Linked DNA regions of Mus musculus: region 2 is linked to region 1. The links are chromatin loops, found by intact Hi-C in ENCODE. Cell type or tissue: heart. All regions are shown on one strand.

What was found. Hi-C counts contacts between places; a loop is a spot of excess contacts. Peaks named below come from ENCODE experiments on the same cell type or tissue, not always from the same donor. Only the 100,000 strongest peaks of a DNase experiment are listed, where the experiment ranks them.
Region 2: it touches region 1 in a loop (2.1-fold over the local background); 7 of 42 quality-filtered maps call a loop at or near these places.

The regions. Positions count from the first base shown.
Region 1 is chr14:32,028,528-32,036,527 of GRCm38, reverse strand. It overlaps Galnt15 (polypeptide N-acetylgalactosaminyltransferase 15), which reads right to left and starts at 7,425. Exons shown (of 10, transcript NM_030166.3): 1 at 6,497-7,425. The coding sequence starts at 7,035. In heart, a CTCF peak has its summit at 3,819 (motif pointing right); DNase peaks (open chromatin) are centred at 3,807, 6,927 and 7,657; H3K4me3 peaks cover 904 bases; H3K27ac peaks cover 1,051 bases; H3K27me3 peaks cover 2,009 bases.
Region 2 is chr14:31,653,120-31,661,119 of GRCm38, reverse strand. All of the region lies in intron 1 of Btd (biotinidase), which reads right to left. Among named protein-coding and RNA genes, the nearest start is that of Btd, 16 kb to the right of the region's middle. In heart, a CTCF peak has its summit at 4,105 (motif pointing left); DNase peaks (open chromatin) are centred at 589, 1,059, 1,479, 4,069 and 3 weaker places; H3K27ac peaks cover 5,308 bases.

The DNA.
Region 1 (8,000 bases):
GTGAGCATCTCTGTTCTTAGACCTGAGAGGACCTTGTGAATGTTCCTGGATGCTCACTTATTAGAGTGAATCAGAAAGCAAGTTCCAGACAACCCTGTAGATCTGGTAGGAGACTCATTAATTTTTCACACATTAAAAAATATTGTATGTCCTGATGAGGTCACTGGGCGCCAGGGTCTTCACTAAAAGGTGGCAGAGGTTAGCCTGCGTCAGTGCTGTTCATGTGTCATGTAACATTTGGTGTTCACCCACTGCAGAGGTAGTTTCCAGAAAACTAGTGACTGATGGAAGTGTTTCAGATAGCTGGAGGATAGCAGTACAGCTACATCGGCCTATGAAGTGGGGAGCCCCCTTACTATGGAGGGCAGAGCGGTATGAGAGAACATGGTACCCCAATGAGTCATGTTGCACGGCAGACTATGAGAGAAGACTTTGCCATGTTCAATTATATACTATGTGTGGATGGAAACAAGCTGAAAGATCTGAAAGGAAAAGGCAATCAAGCTGAAAAACGGGAGAGCTAAAACTGAGCTGCGAGCCACAGAAACAACTCATTATAAAAATCCCTGTTAAGGCGATAACTCTCCGAGCTGGTGCGCCAGCTGTGCCTCGGGGCTTCCTGGGGAAGACTCAATAGCCCACCCTGTCTACCACTGTTGGGCAGCTCGCCCACAGCTGCCATGCCCAGGGGTGTCGATCCTTAGCCCTGTGCCTTCAGCCGACTTACTGGATATCTTTAAAAATAATTGTAGGTAGAAATTAGGTGTATGTTCAAAAGGATAAAAAGTATCTGAGTAAGTTTGAGGTATGGCTAAGCAGTCTTTGACTAATTGTACCTCTCACTTTGCCCTAGTCACACAATAGTAGCACAGGTAAATATGGAACAAAACAGAACACAATAAAGTAAGATTTCCCTCCCGGGCCAGGTCAGCCTCTGAGCACAGAGAGGCCTGGATAGTCTGCCCTAAGTGGAGTGTGTGCGTGGCCAGTGCCAGTGGTGCCCTTGGCTTATACCTCTCTACCCTAGGCTCTTACTGTGACAGTAACTTGACCCATAGCAGCCCTCCATTTAACATTAGACGAGTTTAAACTCAGACTCCGAGAGTGCACATTTAAATATACTTTCAACGGCGTTTTAAAAAGCTGCAGGCAAGCGTACATAATTTTAGTGCATTTTCAAAAGGAGTGACCTCAGATCATATGAATATCCGTCAGAAAAGACTGTGAATTAAGTGAGGAGTTAACACTACAACTGAGATAGAAGTATGGTCTCTGCCTGCTCTTCTATTGACCGATGAAACAATATTCTAAACAAAAGTGTGTATGTGTATGTATGTGTGAGTGTGTGTGTGTGTGTGTGTGTGTGTGAGTGTCTCTGTGTATGTGTGTCTGTGTGTATACACATGTGCATACAGGTGCCTGCAGAGGTCAGAAGAGGGCATTGAATCCTCTGGAGCTGGATTTATAAGCAACTGTGAACTTGATGCCATGGGAGCTATATTGCAAACTCAGGCTGTTTGCAAGAGCAATGCGGGCTCTAACTGCTGAGCCGTCTCTCCAGTTCCTCATATTCCCCGAGCCCAGTACTGGGGCTTGATTCTTGGATGGAATGGGCTAAGCACATTCCCTTGCACTGAGCTATGTCCCAAGCATCCAACTTTCACATGAGTGTTAGTGCCACAGGGAACATCTGATGTAGCGATTACTGCCACCCCTCACTAGTCTGAGTGGGGCCTTGGAGTCTGCAGGGCTGATGCCATAGGTCTATGGATCCCACCTGGGTGGGGCCAGGTAACTAACACTGGTGTAAGTTCTCCTCCCTAGGAATGAGAGGGAATCTCATGCAGGCTGACCTCTCCCCAGATCCCTAAGGCCAGCACAGAGCAAGCCCCCTCCTCACACTGGCACCCTTAAGCACTTTGGACTTTTGGGTTATACTGAGCAGTTTCTGCCTCAGCCATGTGGCAGTGAGAGGGATCAGAGGAAACATTGTCCCCCATCATGGCCACACCACATGGGCCTCAAGGGACAGAAGCATGGTGTCTTCTGATTGCCCTCATGACATGGCCGGCTAGGCCCAGATCCAAACTTCACTGACAATGTTTTGGTGGGAATGGGGATGCTGGGTCCCTTCCTAGTTCTGTTTTTCCTCTCCCTCTGCCGCCCTGTCAGTCATAGCTCCATTGTCTCTCACAGGTCAGACTGTTGAACTCACAAGAGGAGCAGAGAGTCATCAGGTGACCCACTGTCTGGCATGTCCCAGGCATCTCAGGGAACGGAATGGACCATGAATTATGACACTGCTCTCTGCTCGACAACACAGCTACCTCCTAGCTCAGGAGAAGAGACCCCTCCCAAGCTCTTTCCACTGGCTTTCAATGCTGGAGACCAGCCTTGTGCAATTAGACCCTGCTTCTCAGCCTGGCTGCCTGCAAAAGCCATCTCACCCTCATGGATCAGATATGAGGTGGGGCACAAAGACCAAATGTCTGTGTTTGAACTCACACACAGGCGAACTGGGCCTACACATACTTGAGATCCGCTGGTGTAGGCCCTGGCTGCTGAAAGCAGAGCCAGGACAGCAGACTTAGCCTCTCAGGCTGCAGCCCAGACCTCCGAAATCCAGCTCTGCCCACCAACCCACTACTGCATGTTCACAGGCATGTTGAAGGTTGAGGATCCCTGCTCTGGCTAACCTGACCTAGAAAGTTGACTTTGAACAGGGTTCCCAGAGCATCTTCAGAGCATCTGTAGTGCCCAGGAGCCTGTACTTCAAACAAGCCTTCTGGGTGCTTGGATGCACCACAAATATTAAGTGTAAGCCAGATGGGCACTTTGTAGGTTGCATTTAGCCCTCTGGTGTTCTGGGACGAGACTCTGGGCAGTTTCAGCTCCTTGGTACTACTAAGGATTCTGTGGTAGGCATCCACCAATGCACTCTCAGAGGCTGGGAGGTGACCAGCTTTAAGACCGGCAAGCTTTAAATGTTTGCAATTCAGGTGTCTTTCCCAGGCCTGGTCCAGAAATTGGCAGACTCGGAGTCTACCATAATGGTTTAAGAGCTTAACTTTGGCATCGAACAGGCTGTTGGGTCACATGGCACCAACCCATTCCCCTTTCTACACCTTGATTTTCCTCATTCATAAAATGGACCCCACTGAACAGATCTGTGAAGCAGATTCAGGAGGTAAAAGCCACTTATTGGGGGAGTCTCTAGCACATATTATATGTTTACTAGAGTTTGCCTCTGTCTGGAGACATTTGTTCTGAGATGGGGGTCTAGTGGTGTAGCTCAGGCTGTCTTTAAACCCACAATTCTCCTGCCGCACCCTCCTTCACCGAGTGCTGGTGTCACAGGCATGTACCACCATGAGCCTGTCTTTTGGCTTCTTTTACTCTAGTATTTTTTTATATTTCAGTCTTTCATTATCAGTAACTCCATTGAATGTCCTCCATGCAAACTGATCTCCAGCTGCAATTCTTGAGGAGACCTCAAACCTAGCCAGGAGACTGACAAAAACCAGGGTGGTGTGGGGTCTGGGTGAAGGTCAGGAGGACATGCCTGGGTTAGGAGTCAGGGAGGAGACTGGAGGCGTGTGGGACAAGGGACACCAGAGGCAGAGGTCTCCCAGCCCTGGCAGGAAAGCTCAGGGCTCCACACCACATACAGTGCTTACTATGTGGTGTCTCTTGCTTTTCTACCCAGTAGAATGGGATGGGGGTGGGGGACACTGCTACCTTGGATAGGGTAGAGGTTGTGCCTGGAATCAGATTGCAGGTATGAGCGCTGGTTGTATCGACTGCACTCACTGCCAGTGACCAGCAGAGGGCTCTGTCTACCTCTACATAGAGTTGGTAACTGAGACTCCCAGATTGGAGTGCCCAAGTGTGTGCTTCACTGGAAGCAAAGAGGTTTCTTGACGCCAGAGACCTTTCAGTGTGGAAATGGGGTAGGTCCCAGACAACTGCGATGCACTGGTTACCATGGAGGGAAGAAACAGCCAAAGAAACGGTCTGCCCAACGTATACGTATATATCCAAGCATGTTTATATCAAACACACCTGGTATATGTGTATCCACTTGTACCACCAACTCCTGTGCACACATGAACATTGCACCACAAGTATATACACATGAAACACACTTGCACACAAGCACATGACCATTGCAAGAAACATTTACAACACACATGTTACACGCATGCAAGCTATAGAACACACATATGCATGCCCCATAGAACATAAAAAATATTGTATCATAACATATACATATAGGCATAGGCACAGTACATGTCACATCATACACACATGTACCATATGTATACACATTATACTCCTGCATGCTAAACATAGTAACATCTACACCTGTGCCCAGTAATCATGCCACAAAATGCACCCAGTTCATACTGTACACACAGCATATCCATGTACTACATAATAAATGCATAATACACGCACATGTGTCTTACACACAGAGCACTTGCAGCACATATGCAGCACATACAATATGTATAACACATATAATATACACAAAGGCCCATAATACATATGAAACACTGTCCCAGCACAATACACATACACACTACATAAAAACAAGACAAACACACAACTTAACACACACACAGTTCCACATAATACATGCCCCAATGCACAATAGATATACTATGTATGTATGTACAGTCTACATCCACAGCTTGAAAACACACACACCATCATATCAATATAGCTCACACCTATGCTTATCATACCACACAACCTGCAGATACCAAACCCTAAACTACTATGCACATGTACTACCCACCACACACCCCATTTAAAGTACATAGCATAATATACACTCAACACACAGTGCACGCACAGGTCATAGGTGCACAAGCACATGTGTGCATGTGTAGGGTGCTTTGGAAACACAGTCACACACACACACACACACACACACACACACACATCCCCAAAGCCAGAGCCAGTGTTTCTTGTTTATGGAATGGAGATGTTCACTCTAGCTCTCAGCCAGTGAGAACACGCACGGAATGAACTGCTAAGCTGTTCCTTCATCCAGCAGCTGTATGGGGTGTGCGGGATGCTGGGTCATGCAGTGTGCAATCGCTCCTGACCTTCTGCAGACTCAACACAGCAGGGGAAGCAGGCACTGCAGAAATGCACACACTCAGAGCCATGTCTGTTCTACAAGGTGTTGTGAGTTCAAAGACAGCCCGAAACCAGAGCAGGGCAGGAGTGTCCTGGGAAGAACTTTTATAGCCAAAGTGTGAAGTTAGCATAGCAGAACTGGGACTCAGGGCAGGTGAGTATTGCAGGACACACAACCTAAACTGGCTCGTGCTCCCAGTGATCTGCACACCTGTGCACGTGAGTGGCTCAGCGACCAGGCTGAGAGGGGTTAGGGGTCCAAAGAGTCCCGGCCCTGCTCCTAGTTATCCCACACATGTCATTTTGCTTCCAGGGATAGATGATGTTTGCTTTCCAGAAAGCTCAATGGGCTGTGGAAAGAGCCATGGCTTCTAGGGCAGGGCCCAAGGCCACTCTAGCTACCCAGCCACATTGCTTCTGGATGTGAGCAGGCAATCTCTTGTCTGTCTCTGTGGCTATTCATGGTGGGAAGGGACCGGGGACTAGAGAGTGAGCTACTGTCTCCCTGGGCACAAATCTGCATGTCACATACATCTAGAAGCTTGAATCCTGGGGTGGGGCGCCCTGCAGGCTGAGTTGTAGGCAGTGCAACACACGAACTCTCAGGCATTGGAACTGTTCCTTTCTTGTAGGGACCAAGGAGAGGAGCAGAAAGTGACGCTACAGGCTCCCCTGGCACTTAAATGCCACAATTCAAATTTCTCCTTTGACACTTACTAGCTGCAGTGAGCAAGCTGCAGGGCCTCTCTGTGCCTTACTTTCAACTGTACAAACCAGGCGTGAGGCTAACATTCGTACAGTGCAAGTGGACTTTTCTAGGGCCTTATGGGTCTCACAGGGAAAGCTCTTAGATTAAAACCAGGCACAGGGCAAGAAGTACGTAGACATTTCTTGCAATTCTTGCATCTGCTTCTTTGACCCCAGATAAAGGTAAACACTAATAGTAACCCAACGTGAAGACTGCCCTGGAGTCAGCATGAGAGAGAGATGGAAGGTTCCTCGAAGCTTCTGCTCCCATCTCACTGTGTGACCTAGGGGGACTAAAGGCAGGCCTGGGAAGAGAATGAACGAATGAGATCGTCCCTCCCTCGGGACTTGTTAGTAGCTCATCAGTGACTCTGGGGCTTCTGACTGAGCAGGTCTGAGACAGGATTTGAGGATCTCCAATTCAGGCACTTCATCAGCCAGGCTGATATCTGGCCCCAGGGCCCACATCTTAAGGAGCACTGTCCTAAGGGAGCACTGTCCTAAGGATGGGAGAGGCAGACTGCAGAGTTGGCACCTGGGACTTTACTACCACTGAGTCACACGCTTAGACTGGAGAAGAGATGGCAGGGCCCTTACTTACAGTGGGTGTCGCACCTCGGGCAGGACTCTCCTCAGGGGCAGGCGGGCACTGAGTGGCTTGTTGAGGCCATCTGAGTCCGGGCCAAGTGGGGTCAGCACCTCTTCTGATTCCTCCCCATCCTCTTCGGTCCTCCAGTCCTTTTCCAGGGCTTCCTCATCCCATCTCCTGCTCCTGTGTTTGATGAACTGGTAGCTGCCCTGTCTCCTGCCCTGGCTCTGACTCCTCCTAGCTCTGGGTGAGGCCACGGCCACCAGCAGTTGATCCTCCTGCAGGGAGATGAAGGATGGCAGGCCATCCAAGAGACTGTACTCATCACCTTCAGTCTCAGCCTCCAGGACCCACTCCTGAGAGTCTCCAAAGTCCAGGCGGTACCCCGTGTCAGGGCTGTGTTTGCTGGCCTGAGCTGTGACAGCCTGGTGCAGGGTGGGCGGGGGAGGATGCAGCAGGATCACCATCATCAGGACACATCCCAGAGTCAGGAAGAGTAGGAGGAACTGAAGCCTGGAACGTCCACTCCTGGGTCGCTTCCTCGGGAGCATGTCGCAGCCACTCGCCACGAAGCAACAGGTCCTGATCAAGTTTGCTTCCTCCTTGCTATCCAGGTACCTTCAAGCTCGAAACTGAACCTGGGCTGTTCATTCCAGCTAAAAGGCTTTTTGCCATCCACCTGCACCTCTTATCCCACCAGACGTTTGCTAACGTCTATATGCTAACGTAGCATTTATAAGACCCACTGCCCTCTAGAATCAGAAAGCCACCAGAGCCTGGGCTCCTGGGTCCTCTCTGAGTGTTAGCTGTCTTCTGAGAAGGGTCTCCGGTTGTTGGCTCCTCTCTCACCCTGCTCTTGTCCATCCTGCTCTGGTGATTAGCCCATGTTCTTTCCCCCTCTGCATGAGTGGTCAGGTTCTACAAGCTGTCTGGGGCGAGTTGCTGGGGGATTCAGTCAAGCCAAGATGACAGACATCCTCCTTGGGATGCCTTGAGTCAGGTCAGAGCAACAGATGTAAAGCCGGCAGGCACGGTCGGGGTTTCCTTTCACACATACCTCCAGCTCTGCAGGAACCCTCTGCCAGATAGGACAGGGAGCCAAGTGTGCGTCTCGCTCCTGGTCCTAATGCCCCCGTGTTCCCAGGCTTTGCACAGCCACACAGCGTCACCCCAAGAGCCGATCCAAAACAGCAACCTCCCAGGAGTTCAGACTTGAGCACCATTCATAGGGAGGCATCCTCTCCCCACCCAGAAGAGCAGGAAGGAGAATTCCCTTCTGGTTTGGACAGGCTGCCAAGGTGACGCAGATGCCAGGAGCCAGCTGCCTGTCAGCACCTTCAATCTCCCAAGGCAATCTGCCTGGCTCCTTCCTGGGGCCCCACTAGCCTTTCCTTTCTAAAAGTGAGGAGCAGAGGGAGCCCTTGTAAGTCTGGCTACCTGGCTTCCTCAGAAGCACCTGGAGGCTGATGGAGGACAGGCATACTTCAAGCTCTTTCAGTCTTCAAACTCCATTTAG
Region 2 (8,000 bases), 380 kb after region 1:
ATTAGACTTCTGTATTACATTTCTGTACCCCCCCCCCCCCACACCTCTGGAAAATAGAACATTTGCTCGGCATAATTGTGTGTGTGTTACTAACTGGGATTACAGCTCTGCACCACCATGCCTGGTTTTTGCAGGGCTAGAATCAAAGCCATTCTGAAAGTCACCCTGGCCTCCTGACTAAAGCCCCTCCCCTGGCACAGAAACTGATCAGGCAGTTTACCTCAGCCAGACAGCTGCCCTGTGGAGACAGACAGGGGCTGACAACTGCCCAAGAATCCCGGTTCAATACTAAGGTAACTGACAAACCAAGGAATCCCACTGCTGTTCTTGAAGAAGAAACTAGCACCCTACCCAAAAATAACATCTGTCCAAACCTCAAGCCGGGACTCTTAGAGTTTGCATTCCCAAATAAACACCACAGGCCACTAGTTCTGTGCATTATTTAGCTAAAAAGTCCCAGAAACAACCCGTAATTATTTCAGCGACAGAAGAGACCTAGAGCTCCTCATTCAGAACCAGTCAACAGCAAATGCGCCTCCGGGGGCAGGGGCTCCCTCCCACCCCTCATCTCAAACTGCTTCTTGTTTCCCTAGGGGATAAATGTACCACACAAAGGCCAGGGCTTGGTGCCACTCATCTACACTGTAAGCAATGTTCTGTGGTAAGAACAAGGGGCCTTTGAGCCAGCAGTCATGAGTTTTGGACTGGAAACAAAAGTATAATTGATAAGCTTTCTTATTGGAACTTTGTCTCTAAAGATACCAAGGAATAATTTTAAATGACTCAAATAATCTACTTTATATCCCATTTTGAAAGGATGATAATGGGGTAGTTTGAGTGACATCACGGTCACAGTGATAACACTTTTAAAGCCCAGGTCGATGGCCTCTTGAAGAGCTGAGGTAGAGACACACGAGGCAGGCCTTGGTGGGAGCAAGTCAGAACTCTTGGGCTAGGAAGGGCATTCGTGGTATCTGCATAACAGATGTGGGGACATGGGGCTCTGCATGTACACCAGGGATGGGATAAGACTCAGGGTCTCACATGGACCAGCCACTACCACAGAGCCTTAGCCCCGCCCTGGGATACAGAACACCTAACTCTAAGAACATGTAATCCAGCCAAACAAGGAAACTGCAGAGCCAGCAAGAAACCACATTCCTTTCTATTTTCAGAAAAATAAAATTTGTATTATTTGTGGAAGGAGTCCAGTAGGAAAGCTCTAAGTGGCAATCATCTGTGTGTGTGTGTGTGTGTGTGTGTGTGTGTGTGTGTGTATGCGTGTGTGTGCATCAATAATTAGACACTGCATATTTAACCAGATATTCATGCTTGAAAGATCCAGGCTTAACGAGGTAGGAGAGAATGAGTAACTGTAATAAAAATAGCTGCACGAGTTTGCCCTTCCCAAACAGCGGTGAAGCAGGAGACATGTCATTAAGGCTGTGAGGCTGGCTTCCCCTCTGCACTTGGCGTCTGTCTCACAGACAGTCTCAGGAACAACTTAACAAGACTGAGCAAGGACACTGAAGGGCTCAGCAGCAGCAGAAGGGGTGCTCGATCTTAAAGTGACAGGCCCGGGGACTAGGAAGGTCGCTCAGCTCAGAGTGTTTGCCTAGCGTGCATAGAGCCCTGGCTTTGACCTTAACACTGCAAAACAAAACAACACAACAACAACAACAAAAAACAGGTCTGGTACTGCATAGCTAACAATCCTCGGGTGATCTGGGAGAATCATTAGTTCAAGGCCATTGGTCTGGGGAGATAGCTTGGTAAGCAGTAAAGTAGACCTAAATTCTGATCCCTGGCACCCACAGAAAAGCTGGGCATGGTGGCACACCTGCAACCCCAGCACTGTGTGGGGTGGGATAGGTGGATCTTAAGGACTCAACAGTCAGCTAGTCTAGCCCTGAACTCAGGTTCAGTGAGAAACCCTGTCCAAAAATAAAATAAAATAAAATAAAATAAAAGAGAGTAGAGAATGATAGAGGAAGACTCCAGATGTTGACCTCTGGCCACCAAGACACACATATGGGCACATGCATCTGTATATACCACACTAAAACCCAAAGGAAATTCAAGGTCACCCAACAGAGGAGCCAAAGGCCAGCTATGTGAATGAGGGAGGGAGGAGGGGAGGAAAGGGGGAGGGAGGAGGGGAAGAAGGGAGGAAGGGAAGGATTGGTGGAGTCAGAACTTTCAGATATGTGTAGATGAGGCAGTTTCTAGGTGCCGGCTCATGACCGTATGAACAGGGATACAAGGACACAGGGGTCCCTTGGAACAAGGGGACTCTGGGGCCAAGTTGTTCTTGGAAACCCATAAAGTAACCCATCTTTGGAGATGGTCAGGACCTTGACCCTAAAGAAAATAATGAGAAGTAAGTATCTGGCCCAACATCATGGTAACAGAGTCATCCTTTTACTGAAGTGACGTGAGAGACTGAAGCGGAACCTGGGCCAATACCAGCTGTAGAAACACAGTATCTGCCTTCTGTGGGTGTGCTCTGCTCTGAGACAGGGTCTGCCTCCAAGCTACCCCTCTTCTAGGAAGATACTCACCGCAGACATCCATATACTAGCCAACTGAGCCAGACCCAGGCACATGTCTGGAATGCAGCCATGAGCAAACAGGGTCTCTTGGAGCTCCTCCACGGCGCACAGGAGGCCATGGATACAGAGCTATCCATGGATCCATGTAAGAGAGCCAGGCACTGGGAGTGGGGATCATTCCAACAGTGTGGGGAAGGGGGGTGAGAGTGAAGGTGAGGCCGGTGAGGCCATGCAGAGACCTGACCATGGGACCAGGAGGGGGAAGAGGAGCATCCATGCCGAGGGCCTGAGGCAGGAGAAACAGCCAGAGAAGCAGTGTGGCTGGAGCACGGGAGGCAGGTGGGAAGCGGTGGCCAGTGGGACTGCAGGAAGACCCTCAAGTCACTGTGTCAAGTCACTGGCCTGAAGCCCTCCAGCCACATCTCATTACAAGTGTTAGGCAGAGCTATGACCTGGTCACTGTTTGAATTTGGAAATGAACCATGACAGAAAGAGATGTCATCGCGTGTCACGTTGACAAGGGGTGGACTTGTTATGACTAATTTGGGTTGTCAACTTGACTACATCTGGAATCAACTAAAACCCAAGCTGCTAGACACTCCTAGACACTCCTTCCTTGGAGGGATTCTCTTAGTGTTGAAGCTGGAAGATCTGCCCTGTATCTGGGTCCCACCTCCTGATGGCAGCTCACATACAGGGATGTGGAAGACGGAAACTTTGCCGTTTCCCTGAGGCCCTCACTCTCACTGGCTGGTTCACCTGTCCTGTTGCTGATGGAGTTAAATCCATCTTCTTCAGGACAGTGTAGACTGAAAACCAGCAACAGTCCAGGAATCCTCTAGGAACCCAGCCTCAGACTGGGACTGCAGAGACAGCCACCCTCATGGGCTGGATGACGACCTGATTCTTGCCCTTTCTACTGTGAGACAGCCATTGTTGAGTTATCTGGATGACAGTCTGCAAGCCATCTGAAAAGGTCCTGTGTAAATAAACACAATGTGACAACCAGTGTTGGTAGCAATTCATGGCTGAACCCACAAGGAACATAAAGGGTCCAGTCCTCCCAGGTACATCTGTAAACTGTGGCTTCACCTTTTCCCTTTAACAATGACAGGCAGAAATAACTGCACTGTGCTTGGACGGGGGCCAAGTTCTGCTTTACTAACTAGAACAATGTATCTTAAACTAAACAAGATATCCAACAATTGCGACATGTTAACCTAAATGTTGTCTTTCTCTCTCTCTCTCTCTCTCTCTCTCTCTCTCTCTCTCTCTCTCTCTCTCTCTCTTTCTCTCTCTCTCTCTCTCTCTCTCTCAAATGGGGAATGCCTTCACAATTTAAATAGAATAAAATCTCCCGGACTAAGGGTGTAGCTCCATGGTACAGCACTGGGCAGCATGTGCAGGGCTCTAGGTCCAGGCTCACTACTTTAAGTATCTTCCTGTGGTGCCACAGGGTTTAAGTTTAAGGTAAGGAGGGTCTTTGTGTGTACCAATGTATGGAGGGAAACACCCAGCTGACTGATTTTGCAGGTGTGACTTCCACCTGGTGGACAAACTGAGAATAACACCAGTGGGCGACAGACTCGGGCAGTAGCAATGGGTTTTGGTTTTCCCCTTCTCTTTCCACTTCTAATATCTTGCCCATCTACTTAATAATGAAAATACTGAAACATTTGGCTGTTTTAAGATTCATTCTTCCTAGGCCAGAACTCAAAAGCATCACCTTTATTTCTCAGATGCTTTTCCTTAGGCCCTGATAGGATGTGAATAGATTTCAAAGTGTTTTCAGTGATGAGAACTTCCTGCCAACAGTTTGGCAACATTTGGCTGATGTGGTGGGACACACCTAGCGTCTCCTAGGAAGAGAGGTCACTGAGGGATTACCTGGGCTGGCCTGCAGGTATGTGTGTGTGCGGCTAATGGATGGGCAGAGACTAAGACAGGAGGAGCCAGGAGCAGTCACCCTTCTCTCTCAGCTTTAGATGGTGGGTGTGACTGACGCTCCTGCCTTACCTGTCGGCTATAACGAACTGCGACCTGGAACTGTAAGCCAGACACACCGCTTCCTGCCCCATGTTACTTTGGGTCAGGTTGTCTTAGCAGCCACAGATGTGAAATAAAGGCAGCTGGTTAACAGACTTGGTGCTCACCTTAGCCAGACCAGGAACACCTTAGATAACCAATGCTACAGCTTTCCCTCCAGTCACCGACTTAAAACAAACAAAACAGGGCAGCAGAGTATACTGAATTCTCTGAGAAGTCACCCAGCCTTATTCTACAAAGCATAATGCACTTTTCACGCCACATCAGAGTTCACAGGAAAACACAACCGTGGCTGAGCCGTGAGGAGAGCCCACAGGGCGGCATCTCCAGGTAGTTTCCTCTTCTGTAAAGCTCACAGCTCCCAAGAGCCATCATCGAATCCACCAAATGCCAGGAAGAGTGTTATATGAGCCCAGCCATCAGGAGGCTGCCCAAGAGGATAATCTCATTCAAGACCAACCTGGGCAATATTCTGAGAATTCATTTTAAATAAAATTATTTGAAGTGACCCTCAATAGGGAATTGTTTTGGGAGTGTGTTATAAATTTCCCCTTCATTTTCCTGTTGAGCTAATTAAAATTGGAGTCATAAGGACCACCCTCTAAAAGAACAACACAGTGGGCTTAGAGCCCCCTGCTGACCTGGTCTGGGAAGATGAACTCAGAAGACAGACAACACCAAGGCCGACCTTTCCTTTTAAATGCATGTTGGGCACCAATCCCTACGTGAACAATGGACGCAAGCTCTCTAGGTCTGTCGGGTAGAACCAAGCGCCTGCTCTCGTCAGACACCCGTGCTCCTGCCTGCTGATCCTCGGAAGCGAGGAATGAAGATGCAGAAGCAGGCAGTGGGTGACAGGGCCAACGTCACCTCCTGTCCCTCATATCCACACGATGTCCTTCACTACCAGAGCGATGGCAGGGGGTGTGGAAGAGACAGAACAACCAACATGGAAGCAAGAGGCCGACAGGCCACATGCAAAGGCCCCTTCTCCACTGCAAAGCTGACGGGGACATATTGGAAAGGTAGCTAGCTATGTTCATTCAGCCAGAGGCGACAGACACTCAGGGACCCTGATCAGGAAGAGGAGACATGTGACATTGTTTGTGGCATTGTTTGGGCACAGGCACACCACCTTGAGAGAGGCTGTTGGTGTTCAGTCAGAGAACAGAGTGTGATAGAAATGGCAGCTCCATCCCCCCACCTCCTTCCCCCACCCTGCCCTGCCCAGGCCTATTTAACTGGTCAGTAGTATAGAGCTTCGAGTAGCACGTGGTACCTGCACCTCAGCCTGCGAGGCACTAGCATTTCTGCCTGGTCTGATGTGGTTAAGTCAGGAATTATGTGGGCACCTTCTTTCTCTGTAGTATAGGTCCCGGCTCAGCTACAACTGCAGCCACATCCCAGTACAAGTCCCACTGTCCTGTGCTTCCTAGAATCTCAGCGGGATGGGCATGTGGCCAGTCCTCCCAAATCCTGCTGCTTTACCAAGCGTGAGGGCTCAGGTCCTCCAGACCCGGGGCATGCCAAGGGTACTGGGGCTAAGGCTGGAAGGGAGGGTTTGGTCTCCCCCAGGAAAGTGTTACCCTCTGCACTGCTTAGCATTACTACAGAGCTGAGGCGGGCACTCTAGTTCCTTGGTTGGAGAGATTACCCTTTAACTAGAGAGGGACTTATGCCACAGGCAGGATTTCACCCACATCTGTCTCTGAAAAAGCCTACACAGTCTTTCTATGCCATACGCAAAAAATGGAGGAAAGGTTGACTGAATAAGCAAACCGAGGATGACCAAATAACAATTTGGAAATGAGCTCAAACACCCTGTGACCCGTACAAAGAGATCACTCCCAACTTGGAGTTAACAGATCATAAAGTGGAATTGGGCATCAGGTATACGGAACAAATGTCTAAGCAGCGAAGCAGTTAAAATGATGGAAGGACAAACTGATACAATCTATGTGCAAAATACAGACATCAAGACAGCTCTAAGGTGCATGCCTTTAGTCCCAACAGCAGGGATGAGGCGGCTGCATCTCTGTAAGTTCTGAGGCTAGCCTGGTCTACATAGTGAGTTCCAGGACAGCTTGGGCTATAAAGAGAGACCCTGTCTTGAAAAACAAGAATTTTGAAAAAGACTTCATTTAATCCCAGCACTGGGGTGGCAGAGGCAGGTAGGCACCATGATTTTGAAGTCAGCCTGATCTACATAGAGAGAGACTATCTTTTTTTTAAAAAAAAGATTGTTCTCTTCAGTGCTACACGATTTTTCTAATAAATCAAAACCATTTAAAAAATACCAAAGAGTTCAAGTTTCTAGTTTGGCCCACAGAAAGCACAGATACCGTGGCTCTATCCTAACCAGAGCCGGACAAGCTGGGAACCAGGGTTTCTCTTCAGCTCTGGCAGAGAACTGAACCCCTGCAGCCGACCATTGCCTCAAGAAGCTGATGAGCAGAAAGCTCCTTGGCCCCCAGAACCTGTCAGGAAGACTAACCCATCACTGAGGCCTGCAGGAGGCTCAGCATGATGAGGCTGGGATGGTCAGACCCAGGGGCCGGCGGGAGTCTGCCTTCTAGGAGTTCTACTGATTTCCCCAAAGACTGGAGAATTCCCTGCCTCCCCTGCCAGGGCCAGGGGGAAAGTAGCCAGAGGCTCTGCTCTTCAGCAGGCCCACCCTGGTAAGAAGTCACTTTATCAGAGAGTAACCTGGGAAGGTTTTAGCTGAACCTAACTGACTTGGAGAAGAGACAAGCGAACTTCAGCCAGCCCTCTCCAGCATCCCCATGGGAGAGGGACAGTCCCCACCTCACCTGGCGGGAGAGCCCCATGCACAGATGAAGCCCTCAGTTCAAGGTCAAAGGCACAAGGACACAGATTGTCCTCGGTGTAACTGTGACCTCTAGGGCACCCATCTTGGTGCCGTGACAAGGCAGTGCAGGAGCTCTTCCACATTGTAGTCTTGCTATGGGCACTTCAGATTTTGCTCGAATTTGATGTTCTTGATGGTAAGCCCTGTGGGAAATGACCCAACCCTATTCTAGGAACCCTAGGTCAGGATGCTGCTGATAACTAAGTTAGCTTCTGTTTAACTGCCTGTTTGTGGAAACATTCCCCCTCCAGCTAACCATATATCTTATCTTCTCCTAAACGGTTTGCTGGGACAAAACCTCCCCCTGCAACTGCTGAAGAGAGAGATTAGCACGTGGTCTTTGCCTTTAAAAGCCCAGTTCTCCAAACACTTGCCACTACAGTTGGGTCCCGAATACCTGAGTGTAGTCCCAGCCGGCTGCCGATGTGATCGAGTGAGGGGTTTTTTCTGGAGGGCTCCCTATAACATCACCTGCTTGCTAAATGCCTGGTCACTGTGCCTGCTTGCGTTAGCAGAAGCCAATGTCATCTCTC